Linked DNA regions of Homo sapiens: region 1 is linked to region 2. A link is a loop called in an ENCODE intact Hi-C map of the cell type or tissue named here. Cell type or tissue: OCI-LY7. All regions are shown on one strand. Links, peaks and the distances in the headings refer to the core of each region. The heading gives the core; the rest is flanking DNA.

Region 1 (4,395 bases), core at 213-4,212, 68 kb after region 2:
AAGTTTGGGCCAGGCATGGTGGCTCACGCCTGTAATCCCAGCACTTTGAGAGGCCACGGTGGGTGGATCACTTGAGCCCAGGAGTTTGAGACCAGCCTGGGCAACATAGTGAGACCCCATCTCTACAAAAAATACAAAAATTAGCCAGGCATGGCAGTGCATGCCTGTAGTCTCAGCTACTCAGGAGGCTGAGGCAGGAGGATCACTAGAACCCAGGAAATAGAGGGTGCAGTGAGCTGAGATTGTGCCACTGCACTCCAGCCTGAGTGATGGAGCAAGACCCTGTCTCAAAAAACAAAAAGAAAAAGAAAGAAAGAAAAAAGAAAGAAAGGAAGCAAGGAAGGAAAGAAGGAAGGAAGGAAGGAAGATTGAAGAGAAACAATATATTTACATAGTCTCCAACTATGTCCTTACAAATTACTTACAGATTATGGGGCAAACTGACATGATCACTTATGTATTGTATTAGTTCATTCTCACACTGTTATAAAGAACTATCTGAGACTGGGTAATTTACAAAGAAAAGGGTTTAATTGACTCGTAGTTCCACAGGCTGTACAAAAAGCATGGCTCTGGAAGTCTCAGGAAACTTACAATCATGATGGAAGGGAAGCAAGCCCATCTTCACGTGGCGGCAGGAGAGAGCTAGTGAAGCAGGAAGTGCTACACATTTTTAAACAACCAGATCTCATGAGAACTCATTCACTATCACAAGAACAGCAAGGGGGAAATCCACCCCCATGATCCAATCACCTTCTTTCCAGGTCCACCCCCTCAACATTGGAAATTACAATTTGACATGAGATTTGGGTAGGGACACAGAGCCAAACCATATCATGTAGTATTTGGCCAAAAATGTATAACATGAATCTAATCATGAGGAAACATCAGACAAATCAAAATTGAGGGATATTTTGCAAGACAACTGGGCTGTATGCTTTAAAAATATCAGTATCATGAAAGACAAAGAAAGGATGAAAATCATTCCAGATTAAAAGGAGATGAAAGAGCTGTAGCAACAAAATGCAAGGTGTAAGCCTAGATTAAATTGTGAATCAAGGGAAAAAAATGCCATAAGAAACATTACTAGAAAATTGGCAAAAATTGAACATGGACTGTATATTAGATAATACTAATGTATTGATGTTAAATCTCCTAAATTTGCTGATTGTATTGTGAATATAGAAGCATGAGTTTTCTTATTCTTAGGAAATATACACAGAAGTATTTTGGAACATTATAACTCTCAATCTCAAGTGACTCAGGAAATTCTATCCGTACATGCACAAATATACTTATATATCCTAAATATGTATGTATGTGTGTGCATGTAGGGAGAGAGAGAAAGTGAAAGGGAGAAAGATGATTTTTTTTTTAAGTAGCAGAACATTTACAAGTAGGGAATTTGAGTGAGGGGTACACAAGACTTTGTAGCATTCTTGTTATTTTTTGTTTTGTTTTGTTGTTTTGGTTTAGAGAAAGGGTCTCACTTTGTTGTCCAGGCTGGAATGCAGTGGCAATCATGACAGCCTTGAACTCTAGGGCTTAAGCGATCTTCCTGCCTCAGCCTTCAAAGAGCTGGGACTACAGGTGTGAGCTACCATGCTAGGCTAATTAAAAAAATTTTTTTTTGTAGAGACGGGGGTCTCACTATGTTGCCTAGGCTGGTCTCGAGCTCCTGGCCTCATGTGATCCTCCTGCCTCAGCCTCCCAAAGTTCTAGGATTACAGGCATGAGCCACTGCACCTGGCCCAGACATTTATCTTCTCACAGTACTGAAGGCTGAGAGTCTGACATCAGTGTGCCAGCACAGTCAGTTTCTGGTAAGGGATCTCCTCCTGGCAAGCAGATGGCTATCTTCTGGCTATGTTCTCCATGGTGGAGAGAGAGAAAGCAAGCTCTCTGGTGTCTCTTCCTATAAAGGCACTAATTCCATCATGAGAACTCCACTCTCAAGAACTGATTAAATTTACCTCCCAAAAGTCTCATCTCCAAATATCACATCGAGGGTTAGGACTTCAACAAATGAATCTAGGAGGGATTCAGTTCAGTCTGTAGCTAGCAAAGACCTTGCCAATAACTAGGTTTAACATAAACTAGTTAATGGGATGCCATTTGAATATTATTTTAAATCTTGGCATTAAAAATTGAGGAGATCATTAAAAACATACCCATTAATCTATGAAGTATAAAAGGTCCAATTTATGTTTGTGTTTGCAACTTGCATATCATTTTATTACTTAATATTCCATATGAGGAAATATATGTTTACAAATAATAAAAAATTTTGGTAATGAAATGCAGTAATTTGAACATCTGAAATGCATAAGTGAGTATTATTATAATAAGAGCATAAAAATTGATGGTAATTTTGTCATATACAATGATGCGTCAAACACTTCTACGTTTTAATTCTTAAATTCCCATGTTAACATGTTAACCATGGCACCATCTTGTGGATATTTATTAAATAGTCGGGCTATACAAATATTTATTTGGAAATGTTGTAAATGAAAGTTATTTACAAAAAAAAGAACATTAAAGAATGTTTAAGTTAATAAAATGAAATGCTTGTAAGTAATTATCCTCACTTTCAAAGTGCTTCAACTATATAAATAAACGATTGAAATAGTTCTAGCATGGTTAAATTGTTTATATGAAATTTCAGGCTGTGTGCCATGGCTCACGCCTGTAATCCCAGTGCTTTGGGAGACCAAGGCTGGAGGATTGCTTGAGCCCAGGAGTTCGAGGCTACAGTGAGCCATGATCATGCCACTGCACTCCAGCCTGGGCAACAGAGCAAAACCCTGTCTCAGGAAAAAAAAAAAAATTAAAACTGGCCAGTGGTGCTTAACACATCAAGTGGATATTTTAGTTTGATATATTTTCGTGTGTATAGTGTATGTATATGTGTGTTTACATATATAAATGCAAATGTGTATTTGTTTGCTACTGTTTTTATTTTATTTTATTTTATTTTATTTTTTGAGACAGAGTCTTGCTCTGTCACCCAGGCGGGAGTGCAGTGGCGGGATCTTGGCTCACCGCAGCCTCTGTCTGCCAGGTTCCAGTGATTCTCCTGCCTCAGCCTCCTGGGTGGTTGGGATTACAGGCATGTACCACCACGCCCGGGTAATTTTTGTATTTTTAATAGAGACAGGGTTTCACCATGTTGGCCAGGCTGGTCTCAAACTCCTGACATCAGGTGACCCGCCCGCCTCAGCCTCCCAAACTGCTAAGATTACAGGCATAAGTCATTGGGCCTGGGCTTTTATTTTGATTTAACTTTAGGATCTGTAAAAAATGGGCATATACAAAGTAGTTTTTTTTAATGGAAAAAAGAAACTTTAAATCTCAGTTTAATCAACGACTGGTTATGAACCACTTTTCAAAAATCAAATCATGGGTGCAATTAATATAATTTTTCAAGAAGATTATAGAATACTTTTTTTTGTAACACTTTCATTAAAAGGCTTCGGTATTTAGAGTTTACAATTACATTTAAAACTTTTCAGTTGGGCTCATACTTGTTATCCTGGCACTTTGTGAGGCTGAGGGAGGAAGAATACATGAAGCCAGGAGTTTGAGGCCAGTCTGAGCAACAAATTGAAACTCTATCTCTATAACTTTTTTTTTTAATTAACTGGGTGAGGTAGCATGCACCTGCAGTCCCAGCTACTCAGCAGGCTGAGGCGGGAAGATTGCTTTAGTCCAGGAGTTTGAGGCTGCAGTGAGTTATGACTGTGCCACTGCATTCCAGCCTGGGCAATAGAGCAAGAGTCCGTCAAGTTATAATACAAAATAAAATAAAATAAAATAAAATATATTTTTAAAATTTTTTAAAAAGGAAAAAACTTTTCATTACTATATTTACACAAAGGAGAAAGGAGAAATAGCCTTTATTGTAGACCCTACTATAAGCTAGGCATTTAGATACATTATCTAATACAATTCCTTCCAACAATCTTTTGAGGGTTTTTTTTTGAGACGGAGTCTTGCTCTGTCGCCCAGGCTGGAGTGCAGTGGTGTGATCTCGGCTCACTGCAACCCCCATCTCCTGGGTTCAAGAGATTCTCATGCCTCAGCCTCCTGAGTAGCTGGGATTACAGACACCTGCCACCATAGCTGGCTAATTTTTGTATTTTTAGTAGAGACGGGGTTTCACCATATTGGCCAGGCTGGTCTCGAGCTCCTGACCTCAAGTGATTTGCCCGCCTCGGCCTCCCAACGTGCTGGGATTACAGGCGTGAACCACTGCACCCAGCCTTGAGTTGGTATTTTTATTTCTACTTTGCAGATGAGTAAAATTGAGACTCTTGGTAGTTACATAACTTAATCAATCTCACACAGCTATTAAGAAGCCATGATTTTAACCCAACTCTACAAAGCCCAAAT
Region 2 (4,395 bases), core at 246-4,245:
ACCTGCAAAATCTGTTCTAACATGTAATTGCAGATAACTTTGACTTTCTTCTGAATATTTTATCTTTCCTTGGCTTTTCCCTTGCTTCCCCTTTTGCCAATCTCAACACCCAAGTTGAAGACTTTGTTTTTAAAATGGTTTGTCCTGATGCTTTTGTCTAATTAAAACACTTTCAAAACAGGACAACATTTTTCTGTGATTTTCCCTCCTTTAGAACCCATACACAACTTATCACTTGCTAAGGAGAACTGTACTAAAAGTTATTGAATGTCTTAAGTCTTTACACTAGAAAAGGTAGACCAACTGGAAAACTAGACATACTCTCTTGATGATTCAGTTGTTTTCATCCTTTACCCATGTCCCGTCCACCTTGGTGCCTAGTATTTCTGCTTTAAAACAAAATAAGGACAACTTTTTTTTTTTTTGAAGATTAAGCCTGAAATTTCAGTGTGAATTTCCCTTAATGTCCAATCTTCCCTTTTTCTCGACATTAAGTCAAATAGTTGAAGGACAGAGTTCAGAAGTAGCAATCTGAAAACATATTTTAGCTCTAAAGTTTTAAAAGAAAATGCCACCTTAAAAATGCTTACCACTAATGGATTTTTAATCACAAAATGAAGCAAATGGTTAAATAATACACTTCCCAAAATTATATCATAAATACACTAAGTGTAATGTGGACTTTTTCTCCCTGAGTGTAAGAAATGTAAAATTACAAAATGTTTAAGCATTAAAGTGCAAATATCAATCTTTAGGCAATGAAAAACAGCGAGACAAATGTATAAATTACATATAAAGGTCATAACTATTTCAGAATTTGCAGAATAATAAATGTAGAAAGTTTTAAAATAATAAATGAGCAACTCCCACAAATGGTACTTAATTTCCACAAAACTTTTTAGTAAAAGAGTATACAATCTTTTTAGGAGCACATTTACCTAAAAAAAATTTTTTAATTTTTAAATTTTTTTTAAGGAAGTAGAAATATTAAATTTCCAAGACAATTTTCTAGCATCTACTACTTGGTCATTTTAATTTACACTTTTCAACAACAGATTTCAATACAGTTATCATTTGCAAATTCATACATACTTTATTCATCATCTACCACATGATCAAAGATGTTTTATGTGAACGTTCCCTCCTACTTCATAAGCTCTCTGCCCTCACTCCAAAAAGAATAAAATGCCTCAAGGTTTATTGAAGGACATGGTTCTGATGCCTGACCTAACAAGGATTGGAATGGCTGGGTGGCAGGCAAGTGGTTTTCAATAATTTATTTTCCATGATAGTATAAAAGAATATAGAAAGAAAAGATTAATCCTTTTAATTTTGCAGTAAAATTTACATTCCCTAAGTGCAAAAAGACCTCATCCTCTGACACCTTTAACCACAAATTACTAAATAAATTTATTTTTGATGGCAACAAAATTGAAACACTTATTTAAGAAAAACAGAGATTGAGGTGGTTTTGAAGTAAAAGTGTCATATTTTGGATTCTAAAATGGAGTCAATATACAAAATATACTACTTTGATAAGCCGAATATTTTTTAACAGAACACTAACTGAAAGTAATTTTTTTAAAAAACCCTCTTACAAGTTACAACTGTAAAGATGGACGGTCATGATTTTAAAATCCAGTTTAATGGACTTCACAGCATCCAACATGTCTCGGCATTTACTTTATTTAATAGAATAAAATTTCCCTTTAGAGATTTCAAATATAAAAGCATAGGACATTCATAAAGCAAAAGAGGAGTTACTTCTGCAGTTGCTTTGTTCTCGGGTGGTCGGAGCACAATAGAGGGAGAGGACGCTCTATCTTTTCATCAGTCTAAAAGTTGTTAGGCATTAAAACATCGCCATATTACTCTAGCTCTGTGCGGGAAGTAGCTTTGCTAATCTAAGTATTTTAGAAATGAGTTATGTGGTCCCCTCTAGGAAATATGAAAAGCCATTATTCAATCTCAAAAACCTCAACAATATTCTGTAAGCCTCTTGAACATGCCGAAATGTATAGGATGGATGAAACGGTGCTGCTGGGGACCTATTTTTCAGCGACCTGAGGTGGGGAGGGAGGGGTCTGAACTTATTCAGATGCAGAGAGTGGGGATGCAAGTGCTAATTAATGGAGTGTCCAGAGCTCCAGGAGACGACGCTGTTGTAAGGATGGAGGATACAAAGCAGAGGATGCGCTCTCAAATTCAGTTCTTCACCGCTGCGTCCACATTCACGTCGGGAAACTTGGTCTCAGCCTTTGCCCAGGAAGCTGAAGCCAGGCTTACACCTGGGGGTGGAGGGCACTAACATGACCTCGGTTCAAGTTCTGGTCCCCGAACTGCTAAACAAAGTGTCTTTTATCACATTTTGGTAGTGAATTAAGTTTTCTGATAAACATTATGCATCTTGCAACGGTGTGATGAGTTCATGTACACACACACCACAATGGGCGACTGATCAATAAGTAGGTTAAGTATTCTGTCCCGAGAAAGCAATATGATGTATTTCCCTTATCGTATTGATCAAAAGAACGTTGTGGATGGAGTCCGTGGCCCAGGACTGGTTTCGAAATCTCAGTTCCCAAAAAGGTGCTTTCGGCTTTTGCCGGGGGTAGAAGTAAATAGTCCATAGGCGCCGGGCAGTCACAGTGCTGGAGCAAGAAAAGGTCGTGCTCACAGCCTTCCTGGCTGCCCTAAGCAACCTTCATCAAAAGGCTACGGGGGAAAGTCCCTGTCTCGGTCTCTGGAGACTGTTCTGCTTTTATATGGCAGTCCCATGAAAACAGCTCCACGCAGGAACCTAGTGAGAGGCAGGAAACAAATTTCCCACCTGAGACCCCGGGTAAAGCTCTGCCCATAGCCAACCCAAGCCTTCCACGGAGGGGCTGCGAAGACATCTTTTCTGTCCCTCTGAAACTCCTTCTCCAGACTCCAGCTCCAACTCCCGGGGCCCTAGTGATAGGAAGCTGGAGCCCAGAGCTCCCTCAGGGCGCGCAGAAAAGCCAGGGGTGGGGGTGGGGGAGCTTCAAAACCGTTAGCTCGCGTTTTTTCCCCCTCCCTCGCTAAGGTTTCTTTTCTTTTCTCTTCCTGTCCAAATATTTCAAATTTCCGCGCCTTAAATAACAGTCTCCTTTTATTTAGTTAGTTTCCTCGGCAGGTTTGGCAGCCCGCTTGTCTCTGCCCCCCTACGGGCCCGGGGCGCCTCGGGCGCCTCGGTGCTGCCTGCAGCCCCCGCGCGCTGCCCCCAGCCCAGCTTGCGCTGTACGGAGCGCGCCCGCCGGAGTCACAGCCCCCTCCTGCCGCGACCTCGCCTGACCCGGCTGTCCGGGCACCCGGAGGCAACTAAGGCCGCCCCCTGCCCAGATGCCGGCCTGCCTCTCAGCTTGACTTCCCTCCCCGGACTTTGGAGTGTCTTCTGCGTTAGGATTTGGATCCCAGTGGCCCTGGAGCGGCAGAAGGGCCGCGGCGATAGGAAAGCAGCGAAGGAGGCCAGTGGCCGGAGTCTGCCCCAGCCCCCACCCGCGGGTAACCTTGGAGGCGCCCTCGGAGTGAGTGTGTGCGCGGCCGCGCGGCCGGCCGGGGCGAGCAGGAGCACCGCGCCGCGGGCAGGAGGCGGGAGCGGGGGGGCGGGGAGGGGGAGCGGGCGCCGGCGCCTCCCGGCCGCCGGCGCAGCGCCCCGGGAGCTGCGGGTTCCCCGGGCGGCCAGGCGACCCCGGTCCTGGCCCTCAGGCAGCGGTCCCCGAGGAGGCGGCAGCCATCCCACTGGACGGTTCTGGCGACCTGTGCCTGAGGACCGGGGCCGGAGGGCGGCCAGGGAGCAAGGGCCAGCGGGCCGGTGAGTGCCTAGCTCTTCGCGGAGGTGAGCTGGCGGCGGGACGCAGCGGGGAGGCTGAGCAAACGGCGCCCGACCTCGATGCCAGCACTCCCTTCCCCTCCCCCCATGACAGCTGAGGACAGCCGGGCTCTGAGCCTCGCGTCCAGTTGCGAGGAGGCAAATGCCTCTCTGGCTTCTTAGCCCCTCAGACTATTCGGGAAGTTGACCTATGGTTTTGTCGGTCCCCCCCCCAACCCCACAAATTACTAGACGCCCAGGACTGACAATGCACGTTCAATTCCGAAAGACCCTCCTCCCGAAACACCGTGAACTGCAGGGCTCGGGTGCGCAAAACACCTAGAAAGGGGTCTTTTTTCAACCCGAAATAGTTTTGAAAATCGAGTACTGTAGGGATCATCAGCGACGCCTCAAAACAATTAAAAAAAAATCCCCAGATCTGGACACAGACTTGCTAAATTAAGGTTCCAGTGAAATGTTTTGTCATTTGCTCTAGAAACATTGTGCGAGCTTCAGGTGTTAGGATGTGGGTTTGGAATTTTCTGTGGTGTCTTTAATCCTCA

What was found. Hi-C counts contacts between places; a loop is a spot of excess contacts. Peaks named below come from ENCODE experiments on the same cell type or tissue, not always from the same donor. Only the 100,000 strongest peaks of a DNase experiment are listed, where the experiment ranks them.
Region 1: a loop joins it to region 2, with 2.4 times the contacts of the local background. A loop is called at or near these places in 5 of 110 quality-filtered maps.

What each region holds. Positions count from the first base shown.
Region 1 is chr1:51,042,584-51,046,978 of GRCh38, forward strand. No RefSeq gene overlaps it. Among named protein-coding and RNA genes, the nearest start is that of MIR4421, 15 kb to the right of the region's middle. In OCI-LY7, for the core only: a CTCF peak has its summit at 2,453 (motif pointing left); a DNase peak (open chromatin) is centred at 2,438.
Region 2 is chr1:50,974,452-50,978,846 of GRCh38, forward strand. It overlaps CDKN2C (cyclin dependent kinase inhibitor 2C), which reads left to right. Exons shown (of 2, transcript NM_078626.3): 2 at 1-183. Among named protein-coding and RNA genes, the nearest start is that of CDKN2C, 6.4 kb to the left of the region's middle. RefSeq lists enhancers at 2,001-2,050, 2,391-2,680, 2,751-2,860, 2,951-3,030, silencers at 3,181-3,350, 3,581-3,640, 3,661-3,880 and a cis regulatory region at 4,312-4,395. In OCI-LY7, for the core only: a CTCF peak has its summit at 1,885; DNase peaks (open chromatin) are centred at 2,720, 3,180, 3,580, 3,910 and 1 weaker place; H3K4me3 peaks cover 3,196 bases; H3K27ac peaks cover 2,026 bases.